Linked DNA regions of Homo sapiens: region 1 is linked to region 2. A link is a loop called in an ENCODE intact Hi-C map of the cell type or tissue named here. Cell type or tissue: OCI-LY7. All regions are shown on one strand. Links, peaks and the distances in the headings refer to the core of each region. The heading gives the core; the rest is flanking DNA. Region 1 overlaps PYHIN1 (pyrin and HIN domain family member 1). Region 2 holds the start of LOC124904432 (a long non-coding RNA gene).

Evidence for each region. Hi-C counts contacts between places; a loop is a spot of excess contacts. Peaks named below come from ENCODE experiments on the same cell type or tissue, not always from the same donor. Only the 100,000 strongest peaks of a DNase experiment are listed, where the experiment ranks them.
Region 1: it touches region 2 in a loop (6-fold over the local background); 1 of 110 quality-filtered maps calls a loop at or near these places.

What each region holds. Positions count from the first base shown.
Region 1 is chr1:158,947,086-158,955,348 of GRCh38, forward strand. All of the region lies in intron 7 of PYHIN1 (pyrin and HIN domain family member 1), which reads left to right. Among named protein-coding and RNA genes, the nearest start is that of PYHIN1, 20 kb to the left of the region's middle. RefSeq lists an enhancer at 5,580-6,548. In OCI-LY7, for the core only: a CTCF peak has its summit at 4,931; DNase peaks (open chromatin) are centred at 5,086 and 5,556; H3K4me3 peaks cover 1,888 bases; H3K27ac peaks cover 2,288 bases.
Region 2 is chr1:159,010,192-159,018,454 of GRCh38, forward strand. It overlaps IFI16 (interferon gamma inducible protein 16), which reads left to right. Exons shown (of 12, transcript NM_001376587.1): 2 at 4,470-4,754; 3 at 5,681-5,796; 4 at 6,342-6,509; 5 at 8,038-8,263. The coding sequence starts at 4,490. LOC124904432 (a long non-coding RNA gene) reads right to left here and starts at 3,859. Exons shown (of 2, transcript XR_007066671.1): 1 at 3,376-3,859; 2 at 2,316-3,289. RefSeq lists a silencer at 2,425-2,534 and an enhancer at 4,826-6,025. In OCI-LY7, for the core only: no CTCF peak of the experiment used is centred there; a DNase peak (open chromatin) is centred at 2,500; H3K4me3 peaks cover 2,500 bases; H3K27ac peaks cover 2,500 bases.

The DNA.
Region 1 (8,263 bases), core at 3,758-6,257, 60 kb before region 2:
CACAACATCATAATTACTAGGGTGATTGGATCATGACAGGTAACTCATTGATCCCAACTGAATACAATCTTTTTAATAAAATTTATTATCATTAGTTAAGTATATTCTTTGAGACCTTATTAGATTTTGTCTTTTGGTGTTTACAAAGTATATGTTCATGAAATCATTCCTGACTCAAGAGGATTACTGTCTTTTGTTGGTCCAGGTGTAGAGAGAGATTGTGGGGATATAGCCAGATAAAGGAAGATGAATACAAGAATGTGTTCATTACCTATATTCCAGTTACCTTTCATCCTTTCACTTTGTTTATGGCCATACCTCAGGTTTTATTTTAAACTATCCATGGTCTTTTCCAAATCAGAAGCTTTGACAAAGATTGCTTCCTTTGCTGGGATCATTTTCTCCAGTCTCTTCTCTAACCCACCTCTCCAGCCTAAATCCCTTCCTAGGACAAGTTCTCACTGGTACCTGTGGGGGTTTGTCCTGCAGACCCTGACCCAACAACAGATGAATAACATACACTGACACAGATATTCTGCCTGTCAGTTCGGCTAAGGGTCCAGACCCATCACAGACACCAAAGAAGGTGCTGTAAAGAGTAGCAGCCACAGCCTCCACTAGCCAGCCCTGCGGGCATTTATTTAGCACAGATTTAATTGACAAAGGCTTTGAGTCAACACACCTGTAGGTAATTAATCTGATCACCAACCCCCAAGTAAAGAGCGATTATGCACCCACAGTTGATCAAAGGTTGGTCTTAAGACCACAGAAGTAAACAAGCTATTTAGATAAACTACCTCCTTTGTACCCACTTTAAGCTATTTACTCAAGGTAAGGATTAGGCTGCTTTCAGCCATAGCCCTATCTTGAGACTTTTACAAAACCTTCCAGCCTTCCAAGAAGATTTGTGTCTATGTCCTAGAACTTCATCTTAAAATTTTTCCACCAGCCTGACTGAACTACAACATGTCCCCCTTTTCTGTTTTCTGCATCAGGTTCTCTTGACTGAAGCATACAGATGTGTGCAGCAACAAGTCTGTTGGGTGGGGCGGTCATTGCTATTATTCTGGCTTTGCATCCTAGAATTAGCAAATAACATAAGATAATCATGAATATAATTAGCAGCATTCTTTTCCAGTCAGAGTGACCCCCAGGAACAGGTGTCAAACCAGTAGAGATAATCTTGCACACCCTTCCATATGGCTGTTTGTTGGGTGTGTGGATCTATAGTGTGAAAGGATTCTAAAATTTTAGTTTTAAGTTGCTTTATGTCTGCTGCCAAATTGTCATGAAAGGTTTCCCAGAGGTGTTGTTTCACCTCATTCCAACCATGTATTGATTGATTCCATGGTAGAGAAATGATACAGATATGTTTATGCCCCCAGTTGCAGTTTCATTGCTGTTGGAATGCCAGTGCGTCTTGTTGCTCCCCCACATATTCTAAGGCAGCCTCGAGGGATTGCAGTAGTGCAAGAATCTTTTGATCTATACCTTGCTGTAAGAGAAGTTTATTAGACACATTTCTGGCCATATTATCTATAAAAGCAGCTGTTTGTACTGATTCAGTAATAGATGCAACAGCCATACTAGCAGTTGCCAGGATGACTATGGCTGAGACCATAAAGGCTATAAGTGTGCCTACGAATCTTTTGAGTCTGACCTGGGACAGGGGACGTTCTAAGGTGGCAAGGGCAGAGGAACCTTGCCAATCATGTGTCAAATTGACTGGTAGGAATGCCTCAGATTGTCTCCTTAATATCATAACACTAGCAATATTTAAATTAGATATATTGTCATTAGTGATACATGAGGCAAACCAAGCCTGTCCCTGCACCTGGGTCACAAAGGCGGAGTTTTGGGGTGTCATGGAAATATCAGTTCCCATAAGGAAAACATATGGATGGGGAGTGCAAATTAGGCACTGATCAGTGTGATTACAAGTGAAGGCTATAGTGTAATTGTGACTGGAATTATGATATGTCCCATGCCAGGTGTCAGAGGAGGTGCTAAGATGTCCTAGGCACCATAAAGTGTCATGGGGTGGCAAGGACTTTACTTGGGGTCTGGGATAACCCATCCCCCCATCAGCCCAAATCACAGGGGAACGTGATGAGGTTACAAAACTGTGATTGATGCCATGATGGATGAGGACATCAGTAAGGCTGCCCTGCAAACAGCTGTGTGGGCTCCAGTCTAAGATGTTATAATTGCCTAGTTGGAGGCTATAGGCTTGTTCCCCATGACAGACCTCCCAGCTAAAGTGGAATTCATTACTTTCCTGGCTTTTTTTGTTTTGTTTTGTTTTTATTATTATACTTTAAGTTTTAGGGTACATGGGCACAATGTGCAGGTTAGTTACATATGTATACATGCGCCATGCTGGTGCGCTGTACCCACTAACTCGTCATCTAGCATTAGGTATATCTCCCAATGCTCTCCCTTCCCCCTCCCCCCACCCCACAACAGTCCCCAGAGTGTGATGTTCCCCTTCCTGTGTCCATGTGTTCTCATTGTTCAATTCCCACCTATGAGTGAGAATATGCACTGTTTGGTTTTTTGTTCTTGCGATAGTTTACTGAGAATGATGATTTCCAATTTCATTCATGTCCCTACAAAGGACATGAACTCATCATTTTTTATGGCTGCATAGTATTCCATGGTGTATATGTGCCACATTTTCTTAATCCAGTCTATCACTGTTGGACATTTGGGTTGGTTCCAAGTCTTTGCTATTGTGAGCACAGGAAGGAATGTTTGGGAAAGCGGCATTAATTGCATTACCCAGTTTGAGGCTGCCTGCAGCTAAGACTGTTAAGGCATTTCTTTTGCCATGATGTAGCCACAATTGGGTTTGGGCAGGTACACATTAAGGGTTAGAACCTTTATAACTTACACACAGTGGAAGGATAGTGGAGTGATATGTAGTGTTATCTGGCACCTTAGTCCAATGTGTGCCATTATTGAGAGACCCCATTGGGTGTAAATCTAACCCTCCTAGCCAAGCAATCACGTTATTAAAGGCTGGAAAGGGAGTGTCTGCCCAAGTGACAGGGCGAAAGAGAGGCAGATCTAAGATATGAGCCCAGTAGAGTTTAGCAGGTACAGGTTGCAGACAAAGCGAGAGCATAAAAAAGGAACAATACCCTAAGTGATTTGCAATGTACAACAGAAAGCATAGCAAGAAGCAAATTATCTGGAGTGAATGGTGTCTGTGTCAGGAGCAGGATTCATTCAGCCTCCTGAGTTGTCCTCTTCAGCATCCCCCAGGTAATGTCCGGGGCTTGTGTCATCCGAGGAAGCCACATTGTCCAGGGCTGCGGGTCCTGCAGGGTTAGTTCCTTCATTTCTGGTACCAGGTTGGGTCCTAGCCACGCTGTGATATGGTTTGATGTGTCATGCTGGAATCCAAAGAGGACCTGAGGGTGTGTGGACACAAGCATACCCTCTTCCCCACGTTAATAATTCACTTGGACCACACCGTACATTACCGTTGACATCTTTCCATAAAACTGAAGGTTTTATGCCTAGAGAGGTTTCAGCAAAGTGCTTTTCTACAGCTGATTGAAATGTGTCATCTCAATTTTTAAAATTAAGCATAAATAAGGCTTGTGCCAATAGCGTGGCAGGGTATTTACCCATACTCCCCCTTTTCTGTTTCTTGAGCATATTTTTAAGGGTGGAGTCGGCACGTTCTACCATGGCTTGTCTTTGGGGGTTATATGGGATGCCTGTGGAATGTTGGCTATTCCACATGTGACAAAATTGTTGAAATTGTGAGCTGGCATAAGCTGGACCATTATCAGTTTTAATTTTTGTGGGCTGTCCCATAAGTGCAAAAGTTAATGACATCTCCAGTGGATTTTCCAGGAAGAACGTGTGCACTAATTAGATGAGTGTTAGTATCAACGGATACATGTACATATCTTAGTTTTCCAAATTCAGGGATGTGTGTAACATCTGTTTGCCATAACTGATTAGGTTCTAGTCCTCTAGGGTTAACACCTGTTGAAGGAGGAGATGTGCCTGTGAGCTCGAAATCTGGGCATTGTAGGATAATTTGTTTAGCCAGTCTCTGGGTAAGTTGAATTTGCTTAGATAAGTTTCTCCAATTTTGGTGGAAAAATTGATGCCATTAGGTGGCTTTGTCAAGCAGTGATGTCATAACCTGAATGTCTGCTTGTTCATTGCCATAAGCCAATGGGCCAGGCAGTGAGCTGTGGGCTGGAATGTGTGTAATAAAAATAGGATGTGTACGTTGATCTAGCAATTGCTGAAGTCAGAGAAAAACAGCATACAGGGCGGGCTCCAGAGTGGACTTAATTAGAGCTGTCTCAAGGTTCTGCAATAAATAGAGTAAGCAGAATCGCTAACTATATTGATGGGCTGAGTGGAAAAAGTTTCCAAGGACAATATCAGAGCCCCAATCTCAGCTCTCTAAGTGCTAGTAAACCCAGATCGAGTGATTGAATTACGTGGTCTCCACCAGACTAGCGCTTTTCCATGTTTACCCAAACCATCAGTAAACAGTGTTAAAGCATTAGGTGTGTGGGGAGTGAACTACTTTTGTAGTTAAAACATTTACTAGACTTTTTGGGAATGATGAAAATGGGTGAATCTCAAGGACTATTAAGAGAGTATCATCCATAAAATGAATAACCTTGCAATCAGGAATTTTTTTTTCTACTGGGGAGCAAAGTTTGCTCTTAATTGCTCCTTAACTAACTCATGGGCCTTTTGTGATTTTTCTCCCTTTAGAGGTTACCGTTTTACTTAAATTGGATTTGGAGAGAGTCACGTTAGGGGTAAGAGAGAGATAACAGTGGCCATTATTAGAAAGAAGTTTTTTAAATTTTAAATTTTTTCTTAAATCTTAGCATAGAATTATAATCTGGGATGTCGCTTGTATACAAGGAGCACATGAAATTTTGCTGTGGTCCGCCTGCGGAGCTGGAGAGCTAAGCAGGTGGGCCCCAGGGTGGTGGCTGCGTTGCGCTTGCCTAGGCGCCGCTTTTGCCTGTGTCGGTTTTTTTTTTTTTTTTTTTTCCTGTGCCGCTCCCTCCCGCTGCCTGTTGGGTGGACCTTTCTGCAAGTGCCTCCTGCCCCTCCCCAGCAGTCTAGCTCCTGCAGCTGGGCCTGGCTTCCTGTCGCAGCAGCTGTGCAGGCTGAGTTCCTAGGAGCATTAGCTGGCTGCGGATTTGTGAGCTTCCCCGCTGCCGAGCCTTTCTTTCTACCTACTGCTTGCTTGGCCGCACAACTCTGGCCTCTGATGCTTTTCAAAATCTTTTTATAAGCGTTAAAAAAAAAAAATGGGTTTATGATTGCCTCGTTGATCTTGCATTACTGGGCAGGTGAACGGCTCCCCTTTTAATGCCGCTTAAGACAGGGTTCCATACCTAGAGCATATCCCATTTTTTTTCCCATCTATTGGAGGAGGGAGCTCAGGCAAAACCTCCATTCATCTTTGTTATTTTGGCTTGGTGATATTGGGGCTGAGGGAAGAGGAAGTGGTAAGGCAGGTGATGGTTCCTCCTCCTTCCCCTTTTTAGGCTCTTCTGGTTGCAATGAACCAGAGCCGCTCTAACTAAAGCCCATAGCGTTAGGGCTGTTACTGGGACCCATTGCCCTTGAGCATAATGTTGTTTAAGATTTCTCCCAGAGGGAGGAGCCAAGATGGCCGAACAGGAATAGCTCCCGTATACAGCTCCCAGCGTAAGCGACGCAGAAGATGGGTGATTTCTGCATTTCCATCTGAGGTACCGAGTTCATCTCACTAGGGAGTGCCAGACAGTGGGCGCAGGTCAGTGGGTGCACGCACCATGCGCGAGCCGAAGTAGGGTGAGGCATTGCCTCACTTGGGAAGCACAAGGGTCAGGGAGTTCCCTTTCCGAGTCAAAGAAAGGGGTGATCGACGCACCTGGAAAATCGGGTCACTCCCACCCGAATATTGCGCTTTTCGGACCGGCTTAAAAAATGGCGCACCAGGAGATTATATCCTGCACCTGGCTCCGAGGGTCCTACGCCCACGGGTCTCGCTGATTGCTAGCACAGCAGTCTGAGATCAAACTGCAAGGCAGCAGTGAGGCTGGGGGAGGGGCGCCCGCCATTGCCCAGGCTTATTAGGTAAACAAAGCAGCCAGGAAGCTCGAACTGGGTGGAGCCCACCACAGATCAAGGAGGCCTGCCTGCCTCTGTAGACTCCACCTCTGGGGGCAGGGCACAGACAAACAAAAAGACAGCAGTAAACTCTGCAGACTTAAATGTCCCTGTCTGACAGCTTTGAAGAGAGCAGTGGTTCTCCCAGCACGCAGCTGGAGATCTGAGAACGGGCAGACTGCCTCCTCAAGGGGGTCCCTGACCCCTGACCCCCGAGCAGCCTAACTGGGAGGCACCCCCCAGCAGGGGCACACTGACACCTCACACGGCAGGGTACTCCAACAGACCTGCAGCTGAGGGTCCTGTCTGTTAGAAGGAAAACTAACAAACAGAAAGGACATCCACACCAAAAACCCTTCTGTACATCACCATCATCAAAGACCAAAAGTAGATAAAACCACAAAGATGGGGAAAAAACAGAACAGAAAAACTGGAAACTCTAAAACACACAGTGCCTCTCCTCCTCCAAAGAAACGCAGTTCCTCACCAGCAACGGAACAAAGCTGGATGGAGAATGACTTTGACGAGCTGAGAAAAGAAGGCTTCAGATGATCAAATTACTCTGAGCTATGGGAGGACATTCAAACCAAAGGCAAAGAAGTTGAAAACTTTGAAAAAAAATTAGAAGAATGTATAACTAGAATAACCAATACAGAGAAGTGCTTAAAGGAGCTGATGGAGCTGAAAACCAAGGCTCGAGAACTACGTGAAGAATGCAGAAGCCTCAGGAGCCGATGCGATCAACTGGAAGAAAGGGTATCAGCAATGGAAGATGAAATGAATGAAATGAAGCGAGAAGGGAAGTTTAGAGAAAAAAGAATAAAAAGAAATGAGCAAAGCCTCCAAGAAATATGGGACTATGTGAAAAGACCAAATCTACGTCTGATTGGTGTACCTGAAAGTGATGGGGAGAATGGAACCAAGTTGGAAAACACTCTGCAGGATATTATCCAGGAGAACTTCCCCAATCTAGCAAGGCAGGCCAACGTTCAGATTCAGGAAATACAGAGAACGCCACAAAGATACTCCTCGAGAAGAGCAACTCCAAGACACATAATTGGCAGATTCACCAAAGTTGAAATGAAGGAAAAAATGTTAAGGGCAGCCAGAGAGAAAGGTCGGGTTACCCTCAAAGGGAAGCCCATCAGACTAACAGCGGATCTCTCAGCAGAAACCCTACAAGCCAGAAGAGAGTGGGGGCCAATATTCAACATTCTTAAAGAAAAGAATTTTCAACCCAGAATTTCATATCCAGCCAAATTAAGCTTCATAAGTGAAGGAGAAATAAAATACATTACAGACAAGCAAATGCTGAGAGATTTTGTCACCACCAGGCCTGCCTTAAAAGAGCTCCTGAAGGAAGTGCTAAACATGGAAAGTAACAACGGGTACCAGCCGCTGCAAAATCATGCCAAAATGTAAAGACCATCGAGACTAGGAAGAAACTGCATCAACTAACGAGCAAAATCACCAGCTAACATCATAATGACAGGATCAAATTCATACATAACAATATTAACTTTAAATGTAAATGGACTAAATGCTCCAATTAAAAGACACAGACTGGCAAATTGGATAAAGAGTCAAGACCCATCAGTGTGCTGTATTCAGGAAACCCATCTCACATGCAGAGACACACATAGGCTCAAAATAAAAGGATGGAGGAAGATCTACCAAGCAAATGGAAAACAAAAAAAGGCAGGGGTTGCAATCCTAGTCTCTGATAAAACAGACTTTAAACAAACAAAGATCAAAAGAGACAAAGAAGGCCATTACATAATGATAAAGGGATCAATTCAACAAGAAGAGCTAACTATCCTAAATATATATGCACCCAATACAGGAGCACCCAGATTCGTAAAGGAAGTCCTGAGTGACCTACAAAGAGACTTAGACTCCCACACATTAAAAATGGGAGACTTTAACACCCCACTGTCAACATTAGACAGATCAATGAGACAGAAAGTCAACAAGGATACCCAGGAATTGAACTCAGCTCTGCACCAACCGGACCTAACAGACATCTACAGAACTCTCCACCCCAAATCAACAGAATATACATTTTTTTCAGCACCACACCACACCTATTCCAAAATTGACCACATACTTG
Region 2 (8,263 bases), core at 1,084-3,583:
ATCTTGTTCCTTCCTTGAAGTCCCCAGAATCACAAGGGGACAATCAGTATTGGTTATTCAGGGTCATGGGATGATGGGAGTAGGGCTGAGTATTCAGAAAAGTGAAAACTGAGTTGCTTGATATGAATCCTTCATTTACTTAGGAAGATAACAGGCATCTTCTATTCCACCACAACTGAGGACTGAACAAGAGAAAATGCATTTTGACCGTTGCAGATTTTAAAATTAATTATCCGAGTGTATACTGGCATAAGTTGGTACTTAGAAGAGGGCTTCTGTTATTTTGGCTGGAAGAAGTGTTGGAAACTCGGTAGCTGTGGTGGGTTCTCAAGATAGTGACATGAAAAAAGTATCATGAAAGAATATTAAGTAAAAAACATATCTGAGCATAGAGATGTATTATATGACATCATCCCAATTTTACAAAACATAAGAACAAATGTACACAGAGTAGAAAATTTTTTTCAGTTTCACAAACACAGTTACTCAAGCACATGGTGTCTTAATATTTTCATAAGTATATTGATCCTTTACTTTAGCTCCATTCTGCACCGGGTGCTAGCGGCAGAATTTCAATCATTTTGGAATTACTCTCTGCCCTCCTGAAAGTTAATGATTTTTTTTTTCCTTGTGGCAAGGTATAGGGGAGTGGAGGGGAAGGCAGTTAGGAAAAGGTTACTATTGTTTACTTTTCAAATTTTTAAAAGATGTTTTCTATAGCCTGGTACAATATTTCATGTGTGCTTAAATGGAATGTGAGATTCTTAAATGTTGTTTTCAGAATTTTATTAGATAAATGTTGTTAATTACGTTGTTCAAATTTATTATATCATTACAGATTTTTTCACCTTGTTCATTTAGTAATTGAAGCATAAACTGAAATCTCCTATTATAAAGTTTGCTTTTTTGGCCGGGCACAGAGGTTCATGCCTGTAATCCCAGTACTTTGGGGGAGACCAAGGCGAGCGGATCACTTGACGTCAGGAGTTCCAGACCAGCCTGGCCAGCATGGCGAAACCCTGTCTCTATTAAAAATACAATAATTAGCCGGGTATGGTCATGTGTGCCTGTAATCCCAGCTACTCAGGAGACTGAGGCAGGAGAATCGCTTGAACCAGGAGGCAGAGGTTGCAGTGAGCCGAGACTGTGCCACTACACTCCAGCCTGGGTGACAGAGCAAGGCTCTGTCTCAAAAAAAAAAAAAAATTTTTTTTCTTTGTAGTGCTCTCACAATCACATACATGTTATGTGTATATATAATATACATTCACACACAAATATATGTATATATAATCATGTATACAAACAGGTACACACATATATGTGTGTAGTGATGTCTGTACATGTGTGTATATGAAGAGAAATATATACTAATTATAGTACCATGAAGCACTATAAAATAATAAATAATATCATTAGATAAATTAGATAAATTCATAACTAAAACATAATTTTCTAGGAGTTGAAACTTTTATCATGTGGTATCTGAAGTTACTTTTGGGCTTAAGGTATATTTAAAATTACACAAACATAGATAAACTGGCTTTCTTTAGTTATTCCTTGCAAGATAATTTTTAACAATTTTTTTCACCTTTTGTTAACAATATATATGTAGATTTCTTAAATCAAATTTGATGAAAGTTGTCACTTAACAGGTCAGACCTTTTAGGTATATGCTGGTAATTAACAATCTGCTGTCTTTACTTCAATTTATGACACTTCTATATCATCTCACTATCTAAGACAATTGCTTTAGTGAATTGTCATGTTCTTTTTCTTCCCTCCCTTTACCATGCTGTTGTAATTTCTGTTTCTCTTATATTTGATCAGGGTTTTCTTTGTAAGACATTAGGAACACCTAAAAAAGTTTATTTTTCACTCTTCTTATCTTTTGGCTGGCAGAATTTTTAATTTTATTCATGTTTTCCTATTAAATATTATTTTCAATAGATGTTTTCTTGTGGTATGAGTCTTTGTCTTGCAAAAAGACTGAGGCCCTGAGTATCACAAAATAGTTTTTGAGACTCTTCTATTTAAATATCATTTTGCCTAAATTAAAACTCTAAAATGTAAAATTATATTTTCCCTTAAGACAAGATGAAAGCACCTCTTCTGTGCTGTGGAGCTAGATACATTTTGAAGTTAAGAATCTGGAGGCTTCAGAAAGGCTATTTAGTGTATATATTCTAAATAGTGTCTTACTAGAAACTCCATTGGGATATAAATAATTACTCCAAAATCAAAAGCACTAATATTGCAAAACAAAACATGTGAGTGTTCACATTTCAGTGAAATAAAGATTATACATAGCCTACTGTCATCCCAAATCTGGTTTTATTTTGCAAATAAATTGTGCTGTCACACTTGTTGGAAACAAGTGCTCAGTGCCACAAAGAAAAACCAGCACTTAAACAGGAAATTTCTCAGCAAAGCATATTTGCTTCTACAGAAGGGTGCTGCCTGCGTCAGTCACAATGCACATTCTAAGCTGACCGGATTGGCTACTGCTTTAAATTCTATAGGGGTAATTAGGCGGGAAGGAAGACACTGTCCTGTACCAATTAGGCGGGAAGGCATGTCTGGGGCGGCAAAGGAAGGAAGGGTTGTTTACAGAACAGGAAAGAACAGGAAAGTTTGAAGACGAACTTATTGTTTCTAGCACACTCACAAAATAAGTCAAAACTTTCCATTGAAAATTTTTTTTGGTTTTGCAATTGATATGGAACTTTGGACCAACATTATATAAAAATAACTCCATTGTCCTGCTTCAGGCAGTTTTGATATAGAGATTCACTTTCAATTTGATTCTTGAATCTTTGTAGGTGATCTATTCCTCATTACCGAAGGCTTACAGAGTATTTTTGTTCATTATATTCTTCAGTTTCACTATAATGTGTTTTTGTATAGATTTTCCCTTCATTCTCTGGACCTTTTCAGTCCAAGGATCCTCATGTTCTCGTAAGAAGGAAGCTTTTTTTTTTTTTTTTTTTTTTTTTTGACGGAGTCTCACTCTGTCACCCAGGCTGGAGTGTAGTGGCACGATCTCCGCTCACTGCAACCTCCGTCTCCTGGGTTCAAGCAATTCTCCTGCCTCAGCCTCCCGAGTAGCTGGGACTGCAAGCGCTTGCCACCACACCTGGCTAATTTTTGGTATTTTTAGTGGAAACGAGGTCTCACTGTGTTAGCCAGGATGCTTTTGATCTCCGGAACTTGTGATTCGACCACCTCGGCCTCCCAACATGCTGGAATTACAGGCGTGAGCCACTGCGCCTGGCCCAATTAATAGCCCCTGAAATTTAGATATCTTGGTTATACACAAAGACATCATTCCTAAAATTAAAAAATTCATTAATTTAAAAGTTTTGGAATCCATACCTTGCACTGTCATCATGGAAGTGTACAGGTGTTAAGAGGTCAAGAGCAGTGACACTCTGTCCATAGGGAGACTCTGAAATCTACCATGAGACAAAGCCTCAGTTGAGTCTTAAGGTTGTATGGGAAGTAGTCAAAGAAAGAAATGTGGGAATGGCTTTCCAGGCAGTAAGAAGGAACTAGCAAAGTCATGAGGCATGAAGACACAAGGTGTCCGGCATCTTTGTGAAGCATAGATACAAGGAGTACAAAGGTACTAGAAGTAAAAAAGATGCAGCTTATTCAACACTTTCTGAGACAGTATAGGAAGCAAGGAATTTTGGGGAAGAAAAAGGAGAAATATTGAAGGATTTCAGTGGAATATAAATGTGGCTTATCGAGAGAAAACTGATTGTGCGAAAAGAAATAATTAGACAAATCAAGTCTGAAAGAAGAAAAATAAAACAACCAATAAAATCATTTCAGTGAATAAATACTGTGATGCTGCACTAGAAAGCATGCAGATTTTCAGCAAAGTTATGGTTTTATGGGTACAGAGAACAGAAGCCATGGTCTAGCACCAAAGAAGGGAGGATGCTAATGAAAGCCAACTAGGGAAGAGTCAAGGAGAATAGGGTCAGTGCCACAGCATGAAACTGTAGCGCTGTAGCAGAAAGTTATTCATATAAGGTGGGAGGCTGCAGCCCATTTACACCTAGGCCGCTCCAGTCATACTGGGTGTGGGAAGATTTAAGAAACAACAGGCAGGATTTGGGGAATAGGCTTCAGCCCCAGTAAAGGATAAGAAGAGGAACCAAGGGCTTTGACACTGCAGAGCTCATACTCTTAACACTGAGGCAATTGCTTGTTCTCAGACCTCCCTCTAACAACTGGACCCAACTCAACTATTCTCATTCAATGGGAATAATTTCTTAGACATTCCTAACCCAGCAGTTCTTCACTCAATTTCTACAGTAACACATTTGGTCGTTGAGTCCTTCTTTATCACACATATTCATGAACAACTCTTTCATATGGGCCACTCACTCACATAGGCATACATCTTTTAAATTGTCTGTATACATGTGTAACACTGTATATACCATTTTCTCTTGTAGGCTCACTTATGTCTGTAAAGATGGGAAAAAAATACAAGAACATTGTTCTACTAAAAGGATTAGAGGTCATCAATGATTATCATTTTAGAATGGTTAAGTCCTTACTGAGCAACGATTTAAAACTTAATTTAAAAATGAGAGAAGAGTATGACAAAATTCAGATTGCTGACTTGATGGAAGAAAAGTTCCGAGGTGATGCTGGTTTGGGCAAACTAATAAAAATTTTCGAAGATATACCAACGCTTGAAGACCTGGCTGAAACTCTTAAAAAAGAAAAGTTAAAAGGTAATTGGGAAGAGGGAACACCCACTCCCTGCAACCATCCCCAAACCCTCCCCAACATTGATTAGAGCCCCACCTCGGACATACTTGAGATGTGTTTTCCCCAGTTTGTGACTCAACAGCTGAGACAATGTTGGTACTTCAGAGGCCAACAAGTTGACAACTTAGTGCATTCCATTACTGGTGTAGATTGAAGTATTTCAGAATGTATATTTGGGATCAGTGAAAGAACAAAAGTGAGAGGGAGTTGAAGGGGGACTGAGACTTCCAGTACATTAGAAAGATTATATAATAATAAAATCATAAAAACTGTTTAAATTCAAGATATGTACATTTAGCCAATGAATGTATCTGTTCTATTGAGACCATTTAACCCATCACTACCCTTTATAATTTAAAAAAATGCAATACTTACATGTGAGCCTGCCTCTCAGAAGTGTGATCTCCTCTCTTGTTATATCAAGTTAAAAAAAAGGATTTGAAAAAGTCTAAGTCCAAAATCAGTATATCCTTCCTCATGGAAACCTTTGGCTGGTTTCTATAATTTGAATATCTTTACCTGGGGAATGTGACCTAGCAGTCTCCATCATGAAAACATTAGTTTTTAAAACAAAATGATCGGAGAACCGCATTGGGAAAGGGTTAACTGAAGCACATGGAGTTCAGAGAACAGGAAGCATGTGCTCAGTGCACAGGGGAGGAGTGAGGAAAGTGCTGAGGAGCATGAGTCAGTGCTTGTTCCTGTCTTGTGACTGCTGGTCTCCTTAAGGCCAGGCTGGGCTAATGCAGTAGAGCTAGACTAAAGCACAGCTGAACCCTCAAGCAGGAACTGAGAGCAAATTGTATTGAAACTGCTTCAGCTGTCGGAGATCGTTTATATGTCTTCCTTTTTTCTGCATTGGTTGGGAATAAAATTGAATCTATTCCAGTAAAAGGACCAGCCCTATCAAGAAAGAGGAAGAAGGAAGTGGATGCTACTTCACCTGCACCCTCCACAAGCAGCACTGTCAAAACTGAAGGAGCAGAGGCAACTCCTGGAGCTCAGGTAAGCTTCAGGAAGAGGAGCAGGCTTCAAGTCCCACAGAGGAAGCTCTGCTACGGCTCTTCCACTCAATCTCTCCAGCAGGCAGTTATTTCTTCATGTTTCCCATCAAGTTTCAGATTTACCAAATTGTATGATAATTGATCATCTTATTGATGCTCAAAGCAATGCACCAAACACATGAGTAAACATAATGTAAATATATATAACATAAATGTGATACCTTCATTCTAGTAGAGTGGAGTGTCAACGTGAGAATCAGGTAAGTACTTTGTCCATGTGTATAAAAACCTAGTTTCTCTAATCCCAAGTCAGCACATCCCATAACAGAAATAATTAGAGAAATAATGTGTATAACATTCTCCTCTTTCTTCGTTTAATGAAACCATCTATGCCCATCTCTTAAACTGGCGAGAGATGGGCAGCAACCTCTCAAGTTTCCAAGAAACATCTTCTTAGGAATAATAAAACTACTATCCAATAATGAAAATGTGCTCTACTTCATTTGGCACTGAAAACGAATAACAGGAAAATCAAACCACTTTCAGAAAAGAAAAAAATCAACCAAAGAAAAGGCTGGACCCAAAGGGAGTAAGGTGTCCGAGGAACAGACTCAGCCTCCCTCTCCTGCAGGAGCCGGCATGTCCACAGCCATGGGCCGTTCCCCATCTCCCAAGACCTCATTGTCAGCTCCACCCAACAGTTCTTCAACTGAGGTACACTCTTCCTGGTCCCATTTTGCTTTGTTTTTTTCAACCCAAAGTAAAGGACTGATTTCACCGGTTACTTAAAAATTGCATCGATAATTTGCTAGTTAATCCAATGTACATATTGAGAAACCACTACATTTTGATCTTTTGCTTTCACAGGGATACTTGATGAACTTGACATTATCTCTGACTGCAGGAAGTTTTCTGTTCTGTGTTGTTTGGGGAAGGGAGAGAGAGCTATGCAGTACAGAACTGTCAGCTGTGGGCTCACTGTCTACTGCTCCCATGTCCTTCATACCTCTTCCCTTGGTTCACTATAGTATTCCATGTCAGACCTCTCCAGCACCTGCTAGTTTGTGAATGAGGTTATCCATACCCTCAGCTCTTTTTCTTGTAGATTAAACAACCTCCCCTGCATTAAAACTGTTCTATCGCAGTTTAAGGAGACTGGGATGTTAAAGAGTAAAGATGTTAAAGAAAACCCTTTCTGAGCCCCAGGTTTCTGTTAGCATGCTACCTGCTAGAGCCCTGACACTGAGAAAGGCTATGGTGGTGGGAATGACACTCTGTAGAGTTTCTGCAGCCTGAACCTACTGAGATGATGGCATTCTGAGGGGTTTATCCTACTTGTGTTCTCACCTGCTGTAAGCAAACTGAATCTTGGGTAGGAACACTATGAAATGTGCTCTTTAAATTGCCCTGTCTACACTGGTGATAACTGAACACTCTTTGTGTCTATAGTTTGTGGTGGGCACCATTTTTCATTTTTTTTTTATTTTTATTTTTTTTTAGTATTTATTGATCATTTTAAATGTCATTTAACTTTGTCTATTTTTAGGCTCTGGCACTTTAAGCTGGTAAGAGAAATAGTATAAGAAATTATTTCATTCTAAAATTTATTTATTTATTTATTGTTGTTGTTGTTGTTGTTGAGACAGAGTCTCGCTCTGTCACCCAGGCTGAAGTGCCGTGGCATAATCTCGGCTCACTGCAGCCTCCACCTCCCGGGTTCAAGTGATTCTCCTGCCTCAGCCTCCCAGGTAGCTGGGATTACAAGCGCCTGCCACTACACTCAGCTGATTTTTGTACTTTTAGTAGTGCCAGGGTTTCACCATGTTGGCCAGGCTGGTCTCAAACTCCTGATCTCAGGTGATCCACCCGCCTCGGCGTTTCAAAGTGCTGAGATTACAGGTGTGAGCCACCGCGCCTGGCCCTAAAATTTATTAAGTTACTTCATGACACTGGCTTTCAGTATCCACTGGTCTTATGTTGCTCTTATGCTTTATTTCTTAAGGTTGATTCTGTTTACAGAAAGGTCATCTTTTCACTATATGGTCTCCTCTGTTACTTCATCTTGCTATTGTACCAGTTTAAGATATCTTCTGCCCTGGCTCGCAATCCCTCTCTATCCTGACTCCAGCTCTAAACATCTGTGCAAGTTTTGGGGCCCTGTGTTATACTGAGGTCACTGAATAGCAGTTCTGTATTTCTCAATTAGACATTTTTCTTTGTTCTCCTGTGCTATCATACACAGAACCCGAAAACAGTGGCCAAATGTCAGGTAACTCCCAGAAGAAATGTTCTCCAAAAACGCCCAGTGATAGTGAAGGTACTGAGTACAACAAAGCCATTTGAATATGAGACCCCAGAAATGGAGAAAAAAATAATGTTTCATGCTACAGTGGCTACACAGACACAGTTCTTCCATGTGAAGGTTTTAAACACCAGCTTGAAGGAGAAATTCAATGGAAAGAAAATCA